Regions from separate parts of the Homo sapiens genome. Here regions 1 and 3 are each linked to region 2. The links are chromatin contacts, found by Hi-C or POLR2A ChIA-PET in ENCODE. All regions are on one chromosome and are shown on one strand. Each heading gives the region's core, a stretch centred on a gene start or an enhancer-like site at or near the end of the contact. The rest is flanking DNA. Distances are from core to core; before and after follow the strand shown.

Region 1 (4,302 bases), core at 237-2,736, 510 kb after region 2:
AAGACTTTCCTGGCCAGGTGCGGCGGCTCGCGCCTATAATCCCAGCACTTGGGGAGGCCGAGGCCGGCGGATCACTAGAGATCAGGAGTTAGAGACCAGCCTGGCCAACATGGTGAAACCTTATCTCTACTAAAAATACAAAATTAGCCGAGCGTGGTGGTACATGCCTGTAGTCCCAGCTACTCGAGAGGCTGAGGCACGCGAATTGCTTGAACCCAGGAAGTGGAGGTTGCAGCAAACCGAGATCATGCCACTGCACTCCAGCCTGGGGGACAGAGTGAACTCTGTCTCAAAAAAAAATATTAAAATTTAGCCTGGTGCAGTGGCTTATGCCTATAATCTCAGCACTTTGGGAGGCCGAGGTGGGCAGATCACGAGGTCAGGGGATCGAGAACATTCTTGCTAACATGGTGAAACCCTTTCTCTACTAAAAATAGAAAAAATTAGCAGGGTGTTGTGGCACATGCCTGTAGTCCCAGCTACTTGGGAAACTGAGGCAGGAGAATCACTTGAACCCAGAAGGTGGAGGTTGCAGTGAGCTGAGATTGCGCCACTGCACTCCAGCCTGGGCGACAGAGCAAGACTCCGTCTTAAAAAAAAAAAAATTAAAATTAAATTTTTAAGACCTTCCTGCTCCCTGAAGTGGGCCACCCTGATCCCAGCCCCCAGGTCTGGAGTCACCATTTCCAGTTCTTCAAACCTGCCTGTTGCCGACATGCTGGGTGACCTTGGGCAAGTCACTTCGCCTCTCTGTGCCTCGAGGCCTCACCAATAGAATGACCCTCACTGGAAGCTGATAATCAAGTCCGCCCACCCACTTGGACATTCCAGGACTGTTCAATTTCAGTGCCATATAGACTTACATAAGCAGGGCTGCATTTCTTTAATTTGAGTAAAATGCAAATGCTCCTGGTGGATGAGTCTGCACTTCTCAACCCCAAGCCTGCTCAGGTGCATCACTTGGGCGGGAGGGAGAGGTCCCACCCAGACCCACGGACCTCTGCTCTTGGGGTGGACAGGCCCTGGAGATTGGCATTTTGCAGAGCCTCCTGAGGAGGGGAGTTCAGACTTTAGAAGGCAGAATGAGGGGCGAACTCCCCAACCCCAATACCTGACCACATGCACAACAATGACAAATTTTTGGGAAAAGAGTGAGCCAACAGGCCAAGGTGGGTGGATCACCTGAGGTCAGGAATCCAAGACCATCCTGGCAAACATGGTGAAACCCCATCTCTACTAAAAATACAAAAATGAGCTGGCTGTGATGGTACGCTTGTGGTCCCAGCTACTCAGGAGGCTGAGGCAGGAGAATTGCTTGCACCCAGGAGGCGGAGGTTGCAGTGAGCCGAGATCTTGCCACTGCACTCCAGTCTGGGTGACAGAGTGAGAAGGGACCTCCAAGGCTATCGTGTTCAGCTGCTGGGGTGAGGAGTAGGGCAGAAGGCTGGGCACAGGATGTTTAGGGGATGACAGGACAGAGAAGACCTGTGGCCCCCAGCAGGGTGGCCTCAGCCGGGGGGACTTTCCCACCCACCTCTGCGCACTCAGGCTACCCAACTGAAAACAATGCAGCCTCAAAACTGCCCTTCTTCGGGGAAGACAGGAAGGTTCCCGTAGCAGAACAAGTAAAACGTCAGGAGTTAGCTAACCGAGCAAGATGAAAAAAACTTGCAACGCCTCCCTACACGCAAGTGCCAGGAAAGGGAAGGAAATCACACAGGGGCACAGCTGAAAGCCAGCAGAGCCAAGGACCTGAGTGGCTTTCTTGGAACTGATAGCTTCGCGCTAGACAAAAGTGAATGAGAATATGAACCAGGTATAAAAAGCACGAGCCGGGTGCAGTGGTGCGCGCCTGTCAGGCCCACCTGCTAGGGGGGCCAAGTGGGAGGATCACTTGAGCCCAGGGGTTTGAGACCAGCCTGGGCAACCTTGTGAAGCCCCATTTCTTAAAAAAAAAAAAAAAAGTTGAATGAAAAGAGCACAAAGAAGAGATGACAGGCCAGGCACGGTGGCTCACGCCTGTAATCCCAACACTTTGGGAGGCCAAGGCGGACAGATCACCTGAGGCCAGGAGTTTGAGACCATCCTGGCCAACATGGTGAAACCCTGTTTCTACTAAAAATACAAAAATTAGGCGGGTGTGGTGGCGGGCGCCTGTAATCCCAGCTACTCAGGAGGCTGAGGCAGGAGAATGGTGTGAACCCAGGAGGCAGAGGTTGCAGTGAGCCAAGATTGCACCACTGCACTCCAGCCTTGGTGACAGAGCGAGACTCTGTCTCAAAGAAAAGAAAAAAAGGAGAGATGACAAAAAAAATATATATATCAGGAAATGCAAAGAAACTGCAGAGGGGAGGAAACGCATTAACCAAAACAGGACCATGACACATCTAAAAACAGAGTTACAACATAGTACATGCATCTGAAAAGCAAGGGAATAGTGTGGGAGAGAAACTTGAAATAATTGCAGTGAATTTAGAGAAAAAGACAAATTAAAACAATTAGAGAGAAAATGACCATTATGGGTCCCAGACCTTCCAACATCAGGGTGACTGCACTCCCTGAAGTAGATTATCCAACAACTGAAACAAAAAGCTATTTAGAGAAAGTCTTCCTGAAACGAAGAACCAACTCTACAGACTGCGAGGGCATGACTACTCCAGGGAAGCAAATTCACAATGACCAACATAGGAACATACTGGCTGAGTTAGTGAACTTTTTTTTTTTTTTTTTTCAAGACAGAGTTTCGCTCTTGTTGCCAGGCTGGAGTGCAATGGCAAGATCTCAGCTCACCACCACCTCTGCCTCCCCGATTCAAGCGATTCTCCTGCCTCAGCCTCCCGAGTAGCTGGGATTACAAGCATGTGCCACCATGCCCAGCTATTTTTGTATTTTTAGCAGAGACAGGGTTTCTCCATGTTGGTCAGGCAGGTTTCGAACTCCCGACCTCAGGTGATCAGCCCGCCTCGGCCTCCCAAAGTGCTAGGATTACAGGCATGTGCCACTGCGCCCGGCCAAGTTACTGAACTTTAAGGATAAAGAAAAAACTCTTCAGGCACCTGGACAAAATGTCATTAAAGAATGGAATGGAAGGCCGGGTGTGGTGGCTTAAGCCTGTAATCCCAGCACTTTGGGAGGTTGAGGCGGGCAGATCACCTGAGGTCAGGAGTTCAAGACCAGCCTGACCAACATGGAGAAACCCCCTCTCTACTAAAAATGCAAAATTAGCCGGGCGTGGTGGCGCATGCCTGTAATCCTAGCTACTGAGGAGGCTGAGGCAGGAGAATCGCTTGAACCCCAGAGGCAGGGGTTGCCGTGAGCGGAGATCGCGCCATTGCACTCCAGCCTGGGCAAGAAGAGCAAAACTCCATCTCAAAAATAAATAAATACATTAAAAATAAAAATACAAAAATTATCCAGGCGTGGTGGTGCATGCCTGTAATTCCAGCTACTTGGGAGGCTGAGGCAGGAGAATCACTTGAACCCGGGAGGCAGAGGTTGCAGTGAACCAAGATCACACCACTGCACTCCAGGCTGGGCAACAAGAGCAAAACTCTGCTTCAAAAAAAAAAAAAAAAAAAAAGAATGGAATGGAATCTATTTCAATTTCATTATAAGGCTAAATGCTGATAGCCAGGCATGGTGGCTCATGCCTGTAATCCCAACATTTTGAGAGGCCAGGATGGGTGGATCACTTGAGCTCAGGAGTTTGAGACCAGCCTGGACAACATGGCGAAACTCTGTGTACAAAAATACAAAAATTAGCCAGGCATGATGGCCAGTGCCTGTAATCCCAGCTACTGGGGTGGTTGAGTAGGGAGAATCACTTGAATCCGGGAGGCAGAGGTTAGAGTAAGCTGAGATCACACCATTGCACTCCAGCCTGAGCGACAGAGCAAGACCCCATCTCAAAAAAAAAAAAAAAAAAAAGGCGGCCAGACATGGTGGCTCACGCCTATAATTCCAGCACTTTGGGAGGCTGAGGTGGGTGGATTACTGGAGGTCAGGAGTTCAAGACCAGCCTGGCCAACATGGTGAAACCCCATCTCTACTAAAAATACAAAATTAGCTGGGCGTGGTGGCGTGCGCCTGTAATCTCAGCTACTCAGGAGGCTGAAGCAAGAGAATCACTTGAACCCGGGAGGCAGAAGTTGCAGGCAGAAAGAGTGAAACTCCTTCTCAAAAAAGAAAAAAAAAAAGACTAAATACTGGGAGAATTATGGTTTTAAAGTAAAAGTGTTACAAACCTTGACAAAATCTGAGCGTGGTGGCTCACACCTGTAATCCCAGCACTTTGGGAGGCCA
Region 2 (4,328 bases), core at 926-3,425:
TGATTGGGCCAGGCGCGGTGGCTCACGCTTGTAATCCCAATGCTTTGGGAGGCTGAGGGGGGCGGATCACCTGAGGTCAGGAGTTCAAGACCAGCCTGGCCAACATGGTGAAACCCTGTCTCTACTAAAAACACAAAAAAATTAGCTGGGCATGGTAGTGGGCACCCGTAATCCCAGCTACTTGGGATGCTGAGGCAGGAGAATCACTTGAACCCGGGAGGCGAAGGTTGCAGTGAGCTGAGATCATGCCATTGCACTCCAGCCTGGGTGACAGAGCAAGACCCCATCTCAGACAAAAAAAAAAAAAAAAAAAGACGTACAAATGGCCAACAGTTATGAAAATATCCTCCATCTCATTACTCATAATGGAAATGCATAGCAAAACTACAATGAGATATATCTCACCCCAGTTAAAATACCTCTATCCATGGCGAAACTCCATCTCTACTAAAAATACAAAAATTAGCTGGGTGTGGTGGCATGTGCCTGTAATCCCAGCTATTAGGGAGACTGAGGCAGGAGAATCGCTTGAACCTGGAAGGCAGAGGTTGCAGTGAGCTGAGATTGTGCCACTGCACTCCAGCATGGGCATCAGAGCAAGACTCCATCTCAAAAAAAAATAAAAATAAAAAAATAAATAAAATAAAATAAAATATATATATATATGGACAGAAAGAATATGGTCTACTGCTAATAGACTGAGTGGGGAAACCCAGCCCAGCCTGTCTCTCCAGATTCTTGGACTTTCTCTGCAGCATTCCTTCCTTCTGGGTGAGGGGCAGGGACCTGCCGGGAATGGAGGTCTTATGATCTACAGTCAAACAAGTTAAGTCAGATAATTTTTTTTTCTTGAGACTGGGTCTTGCTCTGTCACCAGGCTGGAGTACAGTGTCGTGATCACGGCATACTGCAGCCTCAGCCTTCTGGGCTAAAGTAATCCTCCCACCTCAGCCTCCCAAGTAGCTGGAACCACAGGGGTGCACCGCCACACCAGGCAAATTTTTTAATTTCTATTTTTGTAAAGACAGGGGGTCTCCCTATATTGCCCAGGCTGGTCTTGAACTCCTGAGCTCAATTAAACCTTTGCCTCTGCCTCCCAAAGTGCTGGGATTACAAGCATGAGCCACTGCACCCACCTAGATAATTTTTTTGTTTTGTTTTTATTTGAGACAGAGTCTCGCTCTGTCACCCAGGCTAGTGTGCAGTGGCATGGTCTCGGCTCATTGCAACCTCCACCTCCTAGATTCAAGCCATTCTCCCACCTCAGCCTCCCGAGTAGCTGGGACTATAGGCACACGCCACCATGGCTGGCTAATTTTTGTATTTTTAGTAGAGATGGGGTTTTACCACGTTGGCCAGGCTGGTCTCAAACTCCTGACCTTGTGTCATCTGCCCGCCTCAGCCTCCCAAAGTGCTGGTATTATAGGCCTGAGCCACTGTAGCCGGCCCAGTTAGTTTCTTTATGGGCAGTTTGACACAGAAAGGTGGAGGGGAAATTAGAGTCATTTTTTTGTTTTGTTTTTTTGAGATGGAGTCTCACTCCGTCACCCAGGCTGGAGTGCGGTGGCGCGATCTCGGCTGACTGCAACCTCTGTCTCCTGGGTTCAAGCGATTCTCCTTCCTCAGCTTCCCAAGTAGCTGGGACTACAGGCACACGCCACCACACTCAGCTAATTTTTGTATTTTTAGTAGAGATGGGGTTTTACCACGTTGGCCAGGCTGGTCTCGAACTCCTGACCTCATGTCATCTGCCCACCTCGGCTTCCCGAAAGTGTTGGGATTACAGGTGTGAGCCACTACACCCGGCCTAGAGTAGCATTTTTAAGTTTTATGGCTGACTATAGGGAAAAGGGACTCTGATTTCTATGGGTAACCGCAGGGGAGAATGGTACTGAGAGAAAGGCATGGAAGAGAAAGTCAGAGGAAAACGTTTGCTTACGAAGCTGCTGCTGAGGTTCTCATTTTAGGCTATTGTTTTCTGAGCCCCAGCAGTGGCCAGCTGTACCATAACAATCAAGATGCATTTAAAACTTTTTCTAAAAACTAGCTCTATCCTTTAACTACTGACTTAGCCAATTACCTCCTTCTTAGAGCTACTCCTTCTCTGGGATTGCCCAGGAACCTGAGGCATATGTCATGCACAAAGGAGTCCTGTGGACATTCATACCCTTTGGAGCGGAGCCCAGGAGTCCCTAGCGGTGGTCTGTGGCTGTTTCTGCCCTTGCTCTTAACCACCACAAGGTGTCACTCTTCGCTGCTCCTGCGCGTTCCCACCAAGGCGGTAACTGCTGGCCAGAGAGGAAGAATTTCCTCTGTCCCCGCACTAGCTAATCCAGAGTCCTTACCAGTTCCCAGGGCTTCATAGTACCCAGCCCTTTCAGGCCCCCGCAAAGCCTCGCCCCGCAAGCCCGCCGCCAGCCCCAGCACTATGTCAGGACTGGCTCAGAGGAACACCCATTCCAGACAATAACAACTTTTTCTTTCTTGCCCAGGTGTTTTCAACCCTTAAACCAGACTGGGCTTGTTCTATTTTTACTTTTTAAAATTTTAACTCCTCTACTATCATTCCCAAATGGGCTTGTTCTAATTCCTTCCCGGACCATAGAGCTACAAACTTCCCCGAAGAGCGACTTCCAATTGGTTTTTAGGCATCCTTGGTGTGCCTTTCATACATAAAGGTAGGTCAAGGGTTCCCTACCTTCTCTGACAATAGAGCCTGATTGTCTCCAGTTGGAGGACCAGCCCTTAAAACAGCTAAATTCCTTTTACTTTCCCTAGAGGAAGGGGAGCTCCGTGGGGAGTCAGCTACCCGGGGGCAGACTTTCTGGCATTCTTTGGAAAAGCAGTGAAAATAAAACTCACAAGTTACATCTTCAGCAGAGTATCTGCTACATATGAATATATTGTACACATATTTTTATATGGTTGCAAACATAAAACATATAGGTCCATGTCCTGATTTTTCATGTACTGCAATGTATGTTGAGTATTTTCCCATGTCGTTGTAAATTCTTCATAAGCATTATTTGCAGTGGTTGAATGATCTTTTTTCATGATAGGGTTCTATTGTAATTTTGTAATAATTTTCTTATTTTTAGACACTGATCATTTTGTTTTTTGCTGTATTGACTATTCTTATATATTTTTATATATATTTCTGATTATTTCCTTATAAGAGACCTAGTATTGAAATTACTGAGTCAAAAACATTTGCAAGTCTTTTTATTCATGCTGCAAAAAACTTCCTAGAAAGCTTGCATCATTGTGTACTATCAACACCAAGTACCATAAGGAATGCACACCTAATTGCACCCTAATCAAAAGTAATGAAAACAATTTTATAAATCTCTCTTATCAGTGCACTGGTAAAAAAGATGTTTTAATTTGCAATTAGGCTGGACGTGGTGGGTCACGCCTGTAATTCCAGCACCTTGGGGAGGCCAAGGTAGGAGGATCACCTGAGGTCTGGAGTTCGAGACCAGCCTGGCCAACATGGTGAAACCCCGTCTCTACTAAAAATTAAAAAAAATTAGCCGGGCGTGATGGCATGTGCCTATAATCCCAGCTACTCGGGAGGCTGAGGCAGGAGAATCACTTGAACCTGGGAGGTGGAGGCTGCAGTGAGCTGAGATCCCGCGATTGCACTCCACGCTGGGCAACAAGAACAAAATTATCATCTTAAAAAAAAAATCAATTAATTACTAGTATAAATTAACATTTTAAAATTTGTATTTCTGTTTTTTATAAATTGTTAGCAGTTTTTACTTATTTATTTACTTAGAGACGGAGTCTTGCTCTGCTCCCAGGCTGGAACATAGTGGCAAAATCATAGCTCACTGCAGCCTCCAACTTCTGGGCTCAAGGGGTCCTCCTGTCTTGGCTTCCCAAAGTACTGGGATTACAGGCATGAGCCATCATGTCTGGCCCTTTTACTCATTTATTTATTGGGATCTTAATTTTAAAATCCATTTGTATGACCCCTTTATTTATTGAAGATACCAATCTATTGTCTGCTATATTGTTATAAGTGTTTTCTCAATAAATATATTGCTTAATTTATAGTTTTATGAATATTTTTGTCACAGGCTGAACCCCCAATTTTGGGATTCAGTCAACCTGGGAGGCCACGTGGGTTCTTGGCTTTGCACAAGAAGGAATTCAAGAGCAAGCCAACAGAATGAAGAGAAAGCACATTTAATAAGAAAGTAAAGGACTGCTGGGCTTAGTGGCTCACGCCTGTAATCCCAGCACTTTGGGAGGCTGAGGCGGGTGGATCACCTGAGATCAGGAGTTCAAGACCAGCCTGGCCTGTTAACATGGCAAAACCC
Region 3 (4,400 bases), core at 1,081-3,580, 340 kb after region 2:
TATAACAATATACTGTGGTAAAACTGATGTGAATGCGGTCTCTCTCTCTCTCAAAATGCCTTATTGTACTGCACTCACCTATTTTTAGATGGTGGTTGACCGCAGGTAACTGAAACCACAGAAAGCAAAACTGCGATGGGGGGGGGCTGCCTGCATGCTCCTTTCAGACCTGTTTGTGAGAGAGTTTTAACTGGAGGGCATCTAAATAATCAGAGAGTGGGAAGAGAAAGGGGTACTCACTTTTTATAGTTTTGTATTGTTTGTGAATGTTTTCTATTTCATATGTTTTGTAATTAAAGCCAAAAAGGGTAATGACAAAAAGGAAAAAAAATGCTATGTGTCTGACTTTCGGGAATTTATTAGAGGGAGTGGAAATTCTACCACCTCCTATTGCTAAATCTCATTAAAATGCCCTTGAAATCAACCCAAACCAACTCTCAGGCACAGCCAGAACAACGGAGGCAGAGCAGAGCTCAGGATCCTGAATCCACACCCCCCGGCCACTCCTGGTGGGAAGAGAAGAAGAGGAGAGCTCGCTTCCCACCATCCCCATCCCACCTGGCTGGAGAGGCTGATGTGGGGCGAGGTTTGGCCATCAGTCCACAGAGGGGACTTCATGTACACAATTCATTAACATTTATTGAGCACCTATGATGTGCCAGGCACTGTTCTAGGTCCTGAGGATATGGTGATGAACAAGATCCCTGCTCTCATAGGTTACCCAGTGGGTGCCCTAAGCAGGCAATAAATAAATATGTGAGCAAGATGACAAGAGAATAGCAGAAGGCACTAAAGTTTTGGAGTAAAGCCATGAACTCTTTTTTTTTTTTTTTTTTTTTGAGACAGAGTCTTGCTCTGTCACCCAGGCTGGAGTGCAGTGGTGCGATCTCGGCTCACCACAACGTCTGCCTCCCGGATTCAAGCGATTCTCCTGCCTCAGCCTCCCGAGTGGCTGGGATTATAGGCACGTGCCACCACACCCAGCTAATTTTTCTATTTTTAGTAGAGATGGGGTTTCACCGTGTTGGTCAGGCTGGTCTCGAACTCCTGACCTCGTGATCCACCAGCCTCAGCCTGCCAAAGTGTTGGAATTACAGGCGTGAGCCACCGCGCCCGGCCCGAAAGCCATGAACTCTTTTCCCAATTATTTTCTTATTGAGAAGCATCTCTCAGCTTGCTGTTGGGTTCTGCTGTTAGTAAGCGTAAGGATGGAGGAAGGCTGGCTGATGACATTAAGCAGCTAAAGGCGTGGACTGTCGAGGCCAAATAGCATCAGCTCTCTTTGGCTTCCCCAGCCCATGGAACAGTCTTCCTATTTTGCGAATTTCCTACCTTATGAACTCACACCTGCTTATGATGGAAGCCAGAACCTTTCCCCATCTCTCTTGAAGATTGGGCACAGCATACAACTTAAGACACCACCCGTTGGCTGCTCCTGCATGAGGCTAAGTGACACTGAGAAGCAGATGACTGGAGTCCTTTCTGTCAGGATGACAGCAGATCCCAGAGGCAGCAGCAGAAAGAACCAGTGCAGGTAAATGGCCTTTGAGCCTGGTTCTCTGATTTCGCTAAGATTTTATGAGGCACCTCCTATCCTTTAATAGGTTCCTCTGTAGCTTAAAAGCAGCTAAAGAGCAGTCTGTTGCTTGTAATTAAGGACTCCTACCAGTACACGAAGGGAGAAAAGCAATAATCAAATAAATTACTTTCAGATAGAGATCAGTGCTAGGAGGAGGTCAGCACAAGGTGATGTAAGACAGAGTGACAGGTGGGGTGAGGGCTACACTTGATAAGGGGTCAGTGAAGCCTCTCTGAGGAGGTGACGTTAGGCTGAGACCCAAACAATGAGAAGGAACTAGCCATAGAAAGATCTGGGCGAGGAGACTTCTAGACACGGGGAGCAGAAAATGTAAAGGATGAGCTTCAGATGTTGATGGATGTAGGGAGGGTTGATGTGTTTGGAGTTTAGTGCAGGTGAATAAAGAGGAACATAATGAGATTGGAAAGTAGGTAGGAGTCAGTTCATGCCAGGCCTTGCAGATCATGGTAAGACATTTGGATTTTATTCTGAGGTTAGTGGGAAGCCATTAGAGAGTTTTAAACAGGACATAATATAGTACCTGGGGTAGCCAGCCTCCAAAACATCCTCCAGTGATCCTTGCATCCTTGTATTTACACTCTTGTGTAGCCCCTCTCACATTGACTAGGGCTGACCCAATAGGATGCTGCAATGTGACGGTATATAACTTTCAAGGATAGGTCATAAAAGACATTGTGACTCTGCCTTGGTCTCTCAAATGTCTCCCTCTGGGGAAGCCAGCCACCATGTTGTGAAGATACTCAAGCAGCCCTATGGAGAGGCCCACACACTGGGGAGGCACTGCGGCTTTCTGCCGACAGCCTTGTGAATGAGACACCTTGAAAGAGGATCCTCCAGCCCCAGCCAAGCTTTCAAATGGTTCCAACTCTGACATGCTGACAACTTCATGAGAGGCCCTGAGCCAGAACCACCCAAACTCCTGACCCATTAGTGTGTTATGTAACAAATGTTTGTTGTTTCATGCCACTAAGTTTTGGGGCAATTTGCTACCTCTAGCCATTGTTCCCAGCTGGTGTGTAGTCTGACTGGCAGGTGCCCATGCTTTATTAGTGGTTTGATATTTTGACTATCGGCCCTGAGTAGGAGGAATGACACAGAGAGGAGATAGAGTTGTGAGTGAGAGGAGGCCAAATCGTGGTGTCAGAGCGAGAAGCAGCACCCTGGGGAGGGCTGAGTCACTTGTGCTGTCTGGAGGAAGGCGGAGCAAAGATCTGCAGCCCAGCTGACTGTGGTCTCAGCTTTTCTAGCCTCCAGGCTTTCTCCCGGGTTCCTAAGTCTGTATGTGCTCACTGGAAATGCCCCATGACTTGGGGTGACATGGGTGAGTTTTCTTCCTCCTTCCTCCCAGAGCCACGCCAGACCTGATGCTGGAGGGCTGGGCTCTTGTCCTAGTTCCCCGTCCTGGGCTGGGCCCAGGGCACCGGCCAGTGGGAGAAACTGCCTTCTCCGCCTCCTACATGCACTGGTGGTCACACCTCGCCCCACATCAGCCTCTCCAGCCAGGTAGGGTGGGAACCACAGGAAACGAGCCCCCTTCTTCTCTTCCCACCAGGAGTGGCCGGGGGGTGTGGATTCAGGATCCTGAGCTCTGCTCTGCCTCCGTTGTTCTGGCCGTGCCTGAGAGTTGGTTTGGGTTGATTTCAAGGGCACTTTAATGAGATTTAGCAATAGGAGGTGGTAGAATTTCCACTCCCTCTAATAACTTCCCAAAAGCCAGACACATAGCATTTTTTTTCCTTTTTGTCATTACCCTTTTTGGCTTTAATTACAAAACATATGAAATAGAAAACATTCACAAACAATACAAAACTATAAAAAGTGAGTACCCCTTTCTCTTCCCACTCTCTGATTATTTAGATACCCTCCAGTTAAAACTCTCTCACAAACAGGTCTGAAAGGAGCATGCAAGCAGCCCCCCCACATTGCAGTTTTGCTTTCTGTGGTTTCAGTTACCTGCGGTCAACCACCATCTAAAAATAGGTGAGTGCAGTACAATAAGGCATTTTGAGAGAGACAGAGAGAGAGAGAGAGAGAGAGAAACCACATTCACATCAGTTTTATCACAGTATATTGTTAGAATTGTTCTATATTATTATCAGTTATTATTATTATTTTTGAGATGGAGTCTCACTCTGTCGCCCAGGCTGGAGTGCAGTGGTGCAATCTTGGCTCACTGCAACCTCCGCCTCTTGGGTTCAAGCAATTCTTCTGCCTCAGCCTCCCAAGTACTGGGATCACAGGCACCCACCACTGTGCCTGGCTAATTTTTGCATTTTTAGTAGAGACAGGATTTCACCATGTTGGCCAGGCTGGTCTCAAACTCCTGACCTCAGATGATCTGCCTGTCTCAGCCTCCCAAAGTGCTGGAATTACAGGCGTGAGCCACTGCGCCCAGCCTTAGTTATTATTGTTAATCTCCTGCTACACTAACTCCATGGCCTGAACAGTCCACCCCTTTGGCTGCTTAACATCGTCATCTGCCTTCTTCCATCCTTGCACTCACAAACAACAGAACCCAACAGCAAGTGGAGAGATGTTTTTCAAAAAGGAAATAGTTGTGAAAAGAGTTCATGGCTTTGCTCCAAAACTTCAGGGCTTTCTGGCATTCTCTTTTCATCTTGCTCATATATTTATTCATTGCCTGCCTAGGGCATCTGCTGGGTAAGCTATGAGAGTGGGGATCTTGTTCATCACCATATCCTCAGGACCTAGAACAGTGCCTGGCACATCATAGGTGCTCAACAAATGTTAAATTAATGAATTGTGCCATGAAGTTCCTTCCTATATTGAATAGAGCTGA

Evidence for each region. Hi-C counts contacts between places; a loop is a spot of excess contacts on that map. ChIA-PET counts read pairs that join two places held with the same protein, here RNA polymerase II (POLR2A). Pooled maps may share reads with other maps.
Region 1: a loop to region 2 is called in a pooled map, with 2.5 times the contacts of the local background. The contact joins two enhancer-like sites. A Hi-C loop is called at or near these places in 2 of 50 pooled maps. POLR2A ChIA-PET finds 5 or more read pairs at or near these places in 2 of 52 experiments (PC-9 and Panc1).
Region 3: a loop to region 2 is called in a pooled map, with 2.7 times the contacts of the local background. The contact joins the promoter of LINC01585 here to the enhancer-like site in region 2. A Hi-C loop is called at or near these places in 2 of 50 pooled maps. POLR2A ChIA-PET finds 5 or more read pairs at or near these places in 5 of 52 experiments (GM12878, HCT116, HEK293T and 2 more).

The regions. Positions count from the first base shown.
Region 1 is chr15:90,828,550-90,832,851 of GRCh38, forward strand. No RefSeq gene overlaps it. Among named protein-coding and RNA genes, the nearest start is that of FURIN, 38 kb to the right of the region's middle. RefSeq lists an enhancer at 1,541-1,630. Within about 2 kb of position 1,487, at least 10 of the 41 ENCODE cell types and tissues checked have a DNase peak (open chromatin) inside an H3K27ac peak, as active enhancers do.
Region 2 is chr15:90,317,961-90,322,288 of GRCh38, forward strand. No RefSeq gene overlaps it. Among named protein-coding and RNA genes, the nearest start is that of ZNF774, 32 kb to the right of the region's middle. RefSeq lists an enhancer at 2,094-2,203. Within about 2 kb of position 2,176, at least 6 of the 41 ENCODE cell types and tissues checked have a DNase peak (open chromatin) inside an H3K27ac peak, as active enhancers do.
Region 3 is chr15:90,657,904-90,662,303 of GRCh38, forward strand. It overlaps LINC01585 (long intergenic non-protein coding RNA 1585), which reads left to right and starts at 2,331. Exons shown (of 3, transcript NR_120371.1): 1 at 2,331-2,921; 2 at 3,490-3,580. The region is part of intron 2 of CRTC3-AS1 (CRTC3 antisense RNA 1); the gene reads right to left. RefSeq lists enhancers at 2,487-3,015, 3,238-3,287, 3,428-3,477, 4,138-4,197.